Regions from separate parts of the Homo sapiens genome. Here region 2 is linked to region 1. The links are chromatin contacts, found by POLR2A ChIA-PET in ENCODE. All regions are on one chromosome and are shown on one strand. The core of a region is the stretch at or near the end of the contact, and the rest is flanking DNA. Distances in the headings are between cores, read along the strand shown.

The links. ChIA-PET counts read pairs that join two places held with the same protein, here RNA polymerase II (POLR2A).
Region 2: POLR2A ChIA-PET joins it to region 1 with 10 read pairs in GM12878. The contact joins two enhancer-like sites. POLR2A ChIA-PET finds 5 or more read pairs at or near these places in 2 of 52 experiments (GM12878 and H1).

What each region holds. Positions count from the first base shown.
Region 1 is chr3:53,146,059-53,151,639 of GRCh38, reverse strand. No RefSeq gene overlaps it. Among named protein-coding and RNA genes, the nearest start is that of PRKCD, 12 kb to the left of the region's middle. RefSeq lists an enhancer at 2,078-2,885. Within about 2 kb of position 1,324, at least 9 of the 41 ENCODE cell types and tissues checked have a DNase peak (open chromatin) inside an H3K27ac peak, as active enhancers do.
Region 2 is chr3:57,065,237-57,070,709 of GRCh38, reverse strand. The region is part of intron 1 of SPATA12 (spermatogenesis associated 12); the gene reads right to left. It also overlaps a transcript of ARHGEF3 not described here. Among named protein-coding and RNA genes, the nearest start is that of SPATA12, 7.3 kb to the right of the region's middle. RefSeq lists an enhancer at 1,621-2,000. Within about 2 kb of position 2,074, at least 18 of the 41 ENCODE cell types and tissues checked have a DNase peak (open chromatin) inside an H3K27ac peak, as active enhancers do.

The sequences.
Region 1 (5,581 bases), core at 75-2,574:
CACCTTCCCTCTCTGGCTTCCACTCGCTGCTAACAGAGGCTCATAGAGAGTAGACAAGAGGAGGGCCTAGCACCGTGCCTGGATCAGAGCGAGTGCTCAGTGGATTATTGCCAGCTTTGTTATTATGATTTAATTTGTTAACCTCAGGGTGTATTTTAGGGTAGGACAGGAAAGCTTGCATGCCTCAAGCCCTCTGTATAAAATCTAAGGCATGGCTTCATATGGTGGCTCATGCCTGTATTCCCAGCACTTTGGGAGGCCGAGGAGGGCAGATCATTTGAGGTCAGGAGTCTGAGATCAGCCTGGCCAACATGGTGAAACCCCACCTCTACTAAATACAAAAAATTAGCCGGGCGTGGTGCCGCATGCCTGTAATCTCAGCTACTCAGGAGGCTGAGGCACGAGAATCACTAGAGCCCGGGAGGCAGAGGTTGCAGTGAGCCAATATCATGCCACTGCACTCCGGCCTGGGTGACAGAGCGAGACTCTGCCTCAAAAAAAAAAAAAAAAAAAAATTTCTGTGCGAGGGCCAACAAAGCAGGGAAGGCTTCACCAAAAAGGTGCCCTTGGTGCTGGGCCGGGAAGAGCAAGAAGGAATTCCTTAGTGGGCAGTGGTGGGAAGGCAGAGGAGGCAGAGAAAGCACTCCAGGCAGAAGGAACAGCCTGAGCAAAGGCTTGAAGGTAATGAGCCCGCTGCATCCAAGGCTGACTCTAGGGAAGGCTGAGGGGCTGCAGGGTGGGATTCGCAGGGCACTGGTTACTGCTGGCAGGTGCCTCAGGGGCCAGTTGAAGATTCACACTCACAGCGGCCTTGGGTGCCATACAAAAGCCTGGGTTTGTGGTGAAGATCATGGGAAATGAAGCTTGGAAAGAGGGCTTTCCAGGCAGAAACTGGAGGGGAGAAGATCTGGAGGAAGGTCACTCAAGGCAGAGGAAACAGTAAGAGCAAAGGCTGGAGGCAGGTGTGAGTGCACCAGGCACCTTTAAATGAGTGGGAAAATGAAGCCATGACCTATATGATTCATATGAATGCTTCCTGGGTCTCTGGAGCCAATCGGGTAGGAACCAGAGTGCTGGCCATGCCCAAGCCCGATGCAGGGGTGGAAACTCAGAGCCCAAGACTTCCACCAGCCCACGTGCCCAGCTTCCCTGTCCCAAGGAAGTACCCAAGACCAACTGCAGTGTGCTCCAGGAGCACAAAATGTCCCCACATGAAAGGGCACTCATGGGTATGAGTGCAAGGAGACTTTCCAATAAATCTTTGCCATTCTGACCTTTGCTCTGCAAACTTGGCTGGCTCAGCCCTTACATAATGAGCTGCTGGGACACTGGCCAGCTGACTCAAGGATGAGTATAGGGTGCTCCTGGGCCACCTTGAACCCTTCCTTTCCTTCACTGTCAATTCTAAAACCTGAGTCTACAGGTCTCTGGGCTTCCAGGAGCTATCCTTTTTGGCAATTGAGACTTAGATCCTGTATGTTTTTGTTCCTTCCCTAGCTGCAAGGTCACCCCTTGAGTGCCATGTCCTGTCCTCCTGATCACTCCCCACTGCCACCACACACATGACTCCCACCTTGTGAGGGCCGGGTACACAGCAGGTACTCAGTGAAGACCAGGTTTCCTGTGTTGACATCGCTGTGCCCAGAGACAGCACTCAGCAACCTTAGTGACTGCATGTTTCTTGGCTTCTTCAGCCCCCAGCCTCCATATAGCAAGGGCCAAAAGTTAAGCTGCATGGGGTTGGCCTGGACTTCTGGGGCTCCCTGCACCCAGGAGCACTGGCAGGCCCTGCCCTGGAAGTCTCTATGGGATCCAGAGAAATATGGGCTCTGCCATGGGGGTCAGACGCAGCAGGCAGGAATGTGTCCAAGAGAAGAGGGAGCAGCAGTGCATGATTAAGCACCATGGGGCAGGCCTGCCATGCTAATGGCCGTGGGGTCCGTAGGTACTCAGGCACACACGGGGTTGTTTCTCCTACCTGGAGCCTGACTTCCTTCTCTCCCTGCTTCAAGATGAGGGAGTTTTGGGTGGGAAGCTACCATCACTTCCTTTATCATCACCCTGGTCGCTGTTGGGTGAGTGTGCAAGGACACATATGTGCATGCATTCTTATGCTTAAGAGGCATGGCGTGGGGGCAGCAGGGTAGGAGATGCCAGGTGCAAGCAGGCAAGAGTGTGTGGCCTCCAGAGATGGCTCAGGCTCAGGATCCGCTCCCGAGACACCCTCATTCCACACCACCCCAGCGGAAGTTTTGACAGCGTCTTTCCACATAAGACCAAGGCTTTCCCTCCTGAGGGGAGGAGGGAAGGGGGACAGAGCAGAGGAGAACAAGGAAAAGAGTCCACTGTGCCTTCCCGGCCTGGATCCTCCTGTGTGCTCTACTCTGTGTCCCAGAGGGCCTGCATTGCTTCCCATTGACTCTCCCAGCTACCCAGGCTCCCCGGCGCAGCCCCTGCCCCCAGGGACTGGGCAAAAGGGAGTCTGTGGGCCGGGCACAGTGGCTCACGCCTGTAATCCCAACACTTAGGGAGGCTGAGGTGGATGGATCACTTAAGGCCAGGAGTTCGAGACCAGCCTGGAAACATGGTAAAACCCTGCCTCCACTAAAAATACAAAAAAATTAGTTGGGCATGGTGGCACATGCCTGTAATCCCAGCTACTCGGGAGGCTGAGGCATGAGAAATGCTTGAACCTGGGAGGCGGAGGTTGTAGTGAGCCCCAAGATCATGCCACTGCACTTCAGCCTGCCGAGACTCCATCTCAAAAAAAAAAAAAAAAAAAAAGTTGGGGGTGTCTGTGGAGACCATGGGCATGGGATCTTTTCGTTCTTTCTTTCTTTTTTTTTTTTTTGAGACAGAGTCTCGCTCTGTCGCCTAGGCTGGAGTGCAGTGGTGTGATCTCAGCTGACTGCAACCTCTGCCTTCTGGGTTCAAGCGATTCTCCTGCCTCAGCCTCCTGAGTAGCTGGAACCACAGGCACGCGTCACCACACCTGGCTAATTTTTATATTTTTAAATGGAGATGGAGTTTCACCATGTTGGCCAGTCTGGTCACAAACTCCTGACCTCAGGTGATCCGCCCACCTTGGCCTCCCAAAGTGCTGGGATTACAGGCGTGATTACAGGATACAGGGATTATTACTGTGCCTGGTGGAGACCATGGGATCTTGAACCCTAGACCCTGCACTCAGAGGTCAGCCTCCTTGGAAGGGCCTCCTCCCTGAAGAACTCAATTTTTGATCCTGTCTGGCAGCAACTGGTGCTAAGCTGCCCAAAGGCACTGTCTGGGCATCAAAATAAAACCTGAAAATTGCTACCCCGCCCAGTACCGCAGAGCTCTGCCAAAAGGTAATTATAGGTGGCCTGGGGTGGCCAGCTCTGCATATAGCCCTAAGCTCAGCAGGCCCAGGGCCACAGGCTGCAGGGAGCCCTGCCCCTGCCCCTCTTGTTCTGCACCAGGCCTAGTGCAGAGTGTTCCAAGTCCCAGCTCCAGGGCCCTCCATCAGCCTACAGGCCTCCAGATCTTGGTTGTGGTCCCCTGGGTGTCTGGGTGGATTCCAGACTCTACAGAGGGTGTGAAGAGAGCTTGGTCTCAGCTTCACATCATAACAAGAACAGTAATTCCAGCCCCCACATATCAAGCACTCACTACCTACCAGGCCCTGAACTAACACTTGATGTTCCTTAATTCACAAACTTCCCACAAAGCCCCTATGATATGGGTACCATCATTAGTCCCATTTTACAGGAGGGGATACTGAGGCCCTGGGAATCTAAGTGACATGCCTATGGTCACCCACAGTACCCTGGGTTCTGGGCCAGACTTCACAACCACTAGGCCAGCTTGTCCCTAAAGCCACAGAGGTGAGAGTGAGACAGTGGGTAACTGGCCTGGGTGGAGTGAGACAAGTGACCGGCGTGGAGGCGTCAGCAGCTGGCAGGGGAAGGACAGTTTCCCTTCTGAAAGCTCATTTGCCAACTGTGAGGCCTGTGTGGCCTCACAGGTGGGTGTCTAGGGGGAAACAAGAGACTGGGGAAGGCAAGGGTAGGCACACAGTCTGGCTGCCTCACAGCCGGCACTCTTGGCCATGCCATCTCCCCTGCAGCCTGCCCAGATCTTCTCAGCCCAGAGGGAACCTGTGTGTCCCTGCCTGCTCTTCCCCACCTACAGCGTGGGAAGTGGTGTGAGGGCAGGGCTCCACCCAGGACCGCTTTGTGCCCCTCGCACTGTCCTGGGCGCAGTGGGGGTGTGTGAGTCTACTGCACCCCATCTCCTGCCACACAAGACTCACTGCCTGGGCCTAGCCAAGTTTGCTGTCTGGAATTTGCCTTAAAAAACTCCCAGTCTCTGCTGACTCGTGAGGGCTGAGCTGCGACTTCCCTTGTCCCTGGGCTAAGGTCTTAGTCCATACTACTAGGAAGTTCTAACTGACGTCTCACTTGCATCTAACTGGCTTCTCACTTGCTGTCTGTCATTTTCTCTTCTCACTGGTTCCCTTTCTGGTTCTTGCAGAGGCAATAGTAAATAGGCCATGTGTTCATGTTTCTCATCTACACAGAAAATGGTAACTCTAAATGACTTCTGCACTGACCTTGTTAGTCAACAGTGAATCTACAAACCTTTATTAAATCCCTACTCTGCTGAGAGCTGAGGAAAGGTAGAAGAAGGGGGTGGCAAATTCCTAGGTGAGCTACTGTGCCCACTTCTGTGCTTGAGGCAGATATTGCTAAGTGATCACAGAGCTTCTTGCCGAGCCTGGAGGGATATAGCTCAGAATCCTTGTCAACACAGCTCCAGGGAGCCATTGGCGACCAGCTGGAATTGATACATCAGTTGAAATCCATTGGCCCTCCCTTTGCAGCCCACCTCCTGCCAAGGATTGAGGCCAGGGTCAGGCCAGGGCTTCTTGTGCAAAGCTGTCCTTGCCCTGTCCCCCCCTTGCACTGCCCATGCCCTGATTTCTTTGTCCTCGTTCTCAATGCCTGACACAGGATGGGGAGAAGGCAGACAGTATCATCTGTCTTCTGTCTCAGGTTCCTGCAAGGCTGCGATAGCCTAGTTAGGGATGCGGCCCCACAGTGGCACAGTGCCTTTGGATGGAAGGCATCTGGGCTGCTGCATCAGAGCACCTTCCACACCCGCCTCCATCCGAGACTTGAGACCCTCCCCAGAGCACATCTTCTCAGAACTGCTCTGGGGCCCAGGGATCACAGGTCCCCTTGCCCAGCCTTCTGCTCCCAAGGTGCTCACTGTGCATTCCTTCCCAGGTCAAGGACAAAAGTCTGACTTCTCCCTTGCCCTTTCCAGCCATTCAAACACATGGATTGGCACCCACTGGGTACCAGAGCCCTTGGGAGGGGTCAGGAGCTTCCCTGAGCAGAAACGGAGGGTCCCTGACTCAAGGAACTTGGGGTCCTCAGGGGAAAGAGTCAAGGTCCCAGATGGGTTATTGAGGAAGCATTAGACTTAGGGCCAGACAGACAGGTCAATCCCAGTACTGCCACTTGGGCCTGTTTTCTTGTCTATAAAATAAGGATAATAGAAATAATACACATAATAATGCCTATACCACAGACTTATT
Region 2 (5,473 bases), core at 825-3,324, 3.9 Mb before region 1:
TGGGATTATAGGTGTTAGCCACTGTGCCCAGCCTGACCTTCTTTTTCTAGATTATTTTGGCTGTTCTGGATCTCCCTATGAATTTTAGGATCAGCTTGTTAGTTTCTGCAAAAAGAGACCTGAGATTTTGACAGGGGTTACATTGACTCTGTAGATCACTTGGGGAGTTTTGCCATCTTAACAATATTAACTGTGGAACCTAAATTCCTTTTTGCTGGTGGCACTGCTCACTCAGCTTCCCTAGTCATTGAGTCTGCTGAGTAGGCACTCTGAGACCCATCCATCAAACTGCACAGACAAAACTCCAGCGATGTAAATGTCTCTTTCCTTTTTGAAGAAAGTAACACAGTATACTGTAGTGTCTAATTTAAGGCTTGGGTAAGACATTTAACTCCTGAATTTGTGAAATGGGAGTGCATCTGGCACCTGGACACACATATGACAGATCTGGCTTTCCTTCATGCTAAGGATGGGATGGAGATCTCTAAGATACTCCCATAACCCCTTGCTTCATGCCTGGAGAAGTGTGGTGGGAACTGGGAGACCCCACAGCCCTGGAGGCACCAGGTGGTGATAGGAGAATTGAAGCCAGGCTCCATTTTATCTTGTTTTATCTGTTGGGCAAAGGGGTACAATTTCATTTGAGGAAAGAGTTCTGCTGCTAAAACAATCTTAGCCCCTCACCCCCAATTCACTCACATCATAGTTTGAAGAATGGAATAAAAATAAAAAGGGAGTAATATCACATATTAAAAGTTTAGTTTAGGCCAGGCGCAGTGGCTCATGCCTGTAATCCCAGCACTTTGGGAGGTTGAAGTGGGAGCATTGCCTCAGGCTAGGAGTTTGAGACCCGCCTGGGCAGCAAAGCGAGACTCTATTTCTATAAAACAATTAAAAATTAGTTGGGTGTGACGGCACATGTCTGTAGTCCCACATACTTGGAAGGCTAAGGTGGGAGGATAGCTTGAGCCCCGTTGTTTGACGCTGCAATGAGCTGTGCTCACACTAATGCACTCCAGCTTGGCGACAGAGCAAGACCCTGTCTCAAAAGAAAAAAAAAAGCTTAGTTTACACCCTGACATGTACTTATGTGTTCCAGATGTAATGCTTTGGCACAGCACAAATACATGATTTTATTTTCAAGAAAGAAATAATAAAAAATGGAGTGCCTATATTTGTATCACTTGGAACCTTGTTTTCTAAACTTAAAGAACAACCTGGGAAACTACATTTGAAACTTCAAATCCATTCATACCTCAACTCATCTGGGGTGAGGAGCTCTCATTTTAAACAAACAATGTGTGTGTGTGTGTGTGTGTGTGTGTGTGTGTGTTTGAGAGACAGAGATTAGAGTTATTTATTGCAGTTGTTTCAAAAAAGCAATTTAAAAAAGCATGAATTTGGACTGTGTTTTTAGTTTGTTTCTGGGAGAAGAGAAACTTACATGCAATAGAATATATGTTTTGAGGTCTTCAAAATCTCAGATCTAGGCCAGGCGTGGTGGCTCACGCCTGTAATCCTAGCACTTTGGGAGGCTGAGGCAAGTGGATCACGAGGTCAGGAGTTCAAGACCAGCCTGGCCAAGATGGTGAAACCCCGTCTCTGCTAAAAATACAAAAATTATCCAGACGTGGTGGTGAGTGCCTGTAATCCCAGTTACTAGAGAGAGGCTGAGGCAGAGAATTGCTTGAACCTGGGAGGCAGAGGTTACGGTGAGCCAAGATCACGTCATAGCACTCCAGCTTGGGTGATACAGCGAGACTCGGTCTCAGAAAAAAAAAAAAAAAAAATCAGATCTTTTGCCTTAGCAGATTCCCTTATTTAAGTTGTTGGAACCGGCAGTTCATAGGGATTTTGTTTCCATCCTTTAGTGAGGGGGGTGTGTGCGTGTGTGTGCACATGGAAAGTTAGGGGAAAAACACAATGATATAACCTAACCCCAAAACAAGGAAGCACGTTACACAGTTGAGGTTTGGCGCTTCAGTTCCTGCCCAGTCTCAGAAGGTACAGCTTGGCTGACCTTGTGTGACCTATCTCTATGACACATCTCCCAAGGGGGTGGGGAGGACTGTTTCTCTCCAGCATGGCTTTAGTTTTATAAAAGCCCTGTGCAGTCTTGCAAACTCAAATGGTTTTCTTAACAAATCACTCACATTTCATGTGTTCTGGGCTGGGCAGGGCCTCGCTAATCCTTGGCCAGCTTTGTGAGTCAGAAATTATTTAAATGATTGCCTGAGTCCTTTTGAGGCGAGAGAATTGGCAAGTTAATTTAGGGAGGTGCAATGACTCTTAAACAGCACTGCAGTGAGTGGCAGCATTGATAAATGTGTTAGAAGCTCTATTTTATTGTGATAATAAATGCTAATGAAGAAAATGAACGTATTACCTTTTAGAGTGAGATAAGAATGATGATGCTACCAAATTTTATTAAGCATTTATTGTGTGGTGGAGTATGGTGGCTTCTCCCATGTTTTTGACTGTGACCTATTGTAAAACATAGACTGCAACCTGGTAACCTGGTGTGTGTGTGTGTGTGTGTGTATGTGTGTGTGCGCGCATATCTGAATTATTTGGTGAAACAATAGTTACCCTATGCGTGTCTAGTGTCCTCTGGGCTCAAGTGATCCTCTTGCCTTGGCCTCCAGAGTAACTGGGACTACAGGTGCATGCCACCACACCGGCTAATTTTTTGTTGTTGTTTGTTTGTTTTTGTTTTTTTTGAGACGGAGTCTTGCTCTGTCGCCCAGGCTGGAGTGCAGTGGTGTGATCTTGGCTCACTGCAAGCTCTGCCTCCCAGGTTCACGCCATTCTCCTACCTCAGCCTTCTGAGTAGCTGGGACCACAGGAGCCCGCCACTTTGCCTGGCTAATTTTTTTGTTTTGTTTTTTTTTTTTAGTAGAGACGGGGTTTCACCGTGTTAGCCAATGGTCTCGATCTCCTGACCTCATGATCCGCCCGCCTCGGCCTCTCAAAGTGCTGGGATTACAGGCATGAGCCACCGTGCCTGGTCTCACGCCGGCTAATTTTTTAAATTTTTTGTAGAGACTGGGTCTCTCTGTATTACCCAGGCTGGTCTCAAACTCCTGGCCTCATGTGATTTTCTGGCCTCAGCCTCCCAGTGTGCTGGGATTACAGGTGTGAGCCACTGCACCCACCCTAAAGTTGCATTTGAAAACAAATATATCTACTATGATAGCTTTGATCAGTATATAGACAAATATTATTATTATTATTATTATTATTATTATTATTATTTTGAGACAGAGTCTTGCTGTCACCCAGGCTGGAGTGCAGTGGCGCAATCTTGGCTCACTATAAGCTCTGCCTCCTGGGTTCACGCCATTCTCCCGCCTCAGCCTCCCGAGTAACTGGGAGTACAGGCGCCCGCCACCACGCCCGGCTAATTTTGTTTTTGTATTTTTAGAAGAGACAGGGTTTCACCGTGTTAGCCAGGATAGTCTCGATCTCCTGACCTTGTGATCCACCCGCCTTGGCCTCCCAAAGTACTGGGATTACAGGCGTGAGCCACCGCGCCTGGCCGACAAATGTTATTCTTTCTGGGTTGCCATATTTTGTGGTTTTTAAAAAATATATTTTTATTCATTTATCTGGTGACTTGAAATTTCATGCAAGTACAGGTCCTTACAGACAATTTCTATTGGAAAATCACTTATTTTGGGTGTGTATTAGGGTTTGGAGAGAAACAGAACCAACAGGATGTGTGTCAATCAATCGCTCATCTATCTATTGAGAGGTTGATTTTTAGGAATTGGCTCATGTGATTGTGGAGGCCAGGTGAGTCAAAAATCAGCAAGGTAGACTGGCAGGCCGGAGACCCAGGGAAGAGTTGCAGTGAGCCCAAAGGCTCTCTGGGTAGAATTCTTCCTGCTCTGGGAGGTCGGTCTTTTTCTATTAAGGCTTATAGCTGATTGGATAAAGCCCACCACATCATGGAGAATAATCTGCTTTACTCTAAGTCCACTGATTTAAATGTTAATCTCATCTAAAAAATACCTTCACAGAAATGTCTAGAATGTTTGACCAAATAGCTGGTTACCATGGTCTAGCCAAGTTGACACATAAAATTAATCATCACAGTGGGTAAAATACTGTTTGAGGTTGTTCAGAAGAAAGGAAAAAGGCAAAAGCCTGGGCGCGGTGGCTCACGCCAATAGTCCCAGCACTTTGGGAGGCCGAGGCGGATGGATCACTTGAGGTCAGGAGTTCAAGACCAGCCTAGCCAACATGGTGAAACCCCGTCTCTACTAAAAATACAAAAATTAAGCCAGGCATGGTGGCGGGTGCCTGCAATCCCAGCTACTTGGGAGGCTGAGGCAGGTGAATCGCTTGAACCTGGGAGGCGGAGGTTGCGGTGAGCCAAGATCATGCCACTGTACCTGGGTGACAGAGTCAGACTCTGTTTCAGAAAAAAAAAAAAAGAAAGAAAGGAAAAGTGTAATGGTTGGAAGTGGAAGTGTGCTGTTGGTACAGATAGGAGAACATTTCGGAAAGAATTCCCTCCCCTTTGATTGACTGCAAAATAAGTCCCTCCCTTGTTCTCTTGCAATTACAGGTGGACCAGATGGGTGGGCAGATTGGCAGTGGGGGTGCAGAGTTTCTTGTTCTGATTGAAAGGATTTTTTCTTACATTTTAGGGTTTTTTTTTTTTGTTTTGGAGACAGAGTCTCACTGTGTTGCCCTCCTGGCCTCAAGTGATCCTCCTGCCTCAGCCTCCTGAGTAGCTGGGATTACAGATGTGAATTACTGTGCCCAGCTCTTAGATTTCATTTTAAGACTGAAGACCTGAGAGTTCATGGGCCTAAGTAAAAGGTGCCATTTATCTGCAACAAATTGGTGCATGCTCCGTAGATCTAGCTGTAGGGGGCTGTGTGTGCTAATGCAGCATTTGTGACTCAGCCGTAATGAGGATGACCTTGCCTCTCCTGTTCCGCAGGCTACCACCTAGCTGTGGTGGGTCACTGGCCACAGAAACTGTAGGTATCTGGGGCTGCCTGGGTGGGAACTCAGCCTGTATGAGAACATGGTATTTGGAAGACATTAAACATTTATTATAGCTTTTATTTTTATTGAGGTATAATTAACATACCACAAAATTGACCCTTTTCAAGTACCCAGTCTGTTTTTTAGCACATGCATACGGTAGTGCAGATATCACCACTAGTTCCAGAATATTTATCATCCTAAAATACAGTTTTTCTTTTGCAAGTAATTTCTTTTTTTTTTGTTTTGTGATGGAGTCCTGCTCTGTTGCCCAGGCTGGAGTGCAGTGACATAATCTCAGCTTACTGCAACCTCTGCCTCCTGGGCTCAAGTGATTCTCCTGCCTCATCCTCCTTAGTAGCTGGGACTACAGGTGCACACCATCACACCCGGCTAATTTTGTATTTTTCGTAGAGATAGGGTTTCACCATGTTGGCCAGGCTGGTGTCGAACTCCTGACCTCAAGTTATCT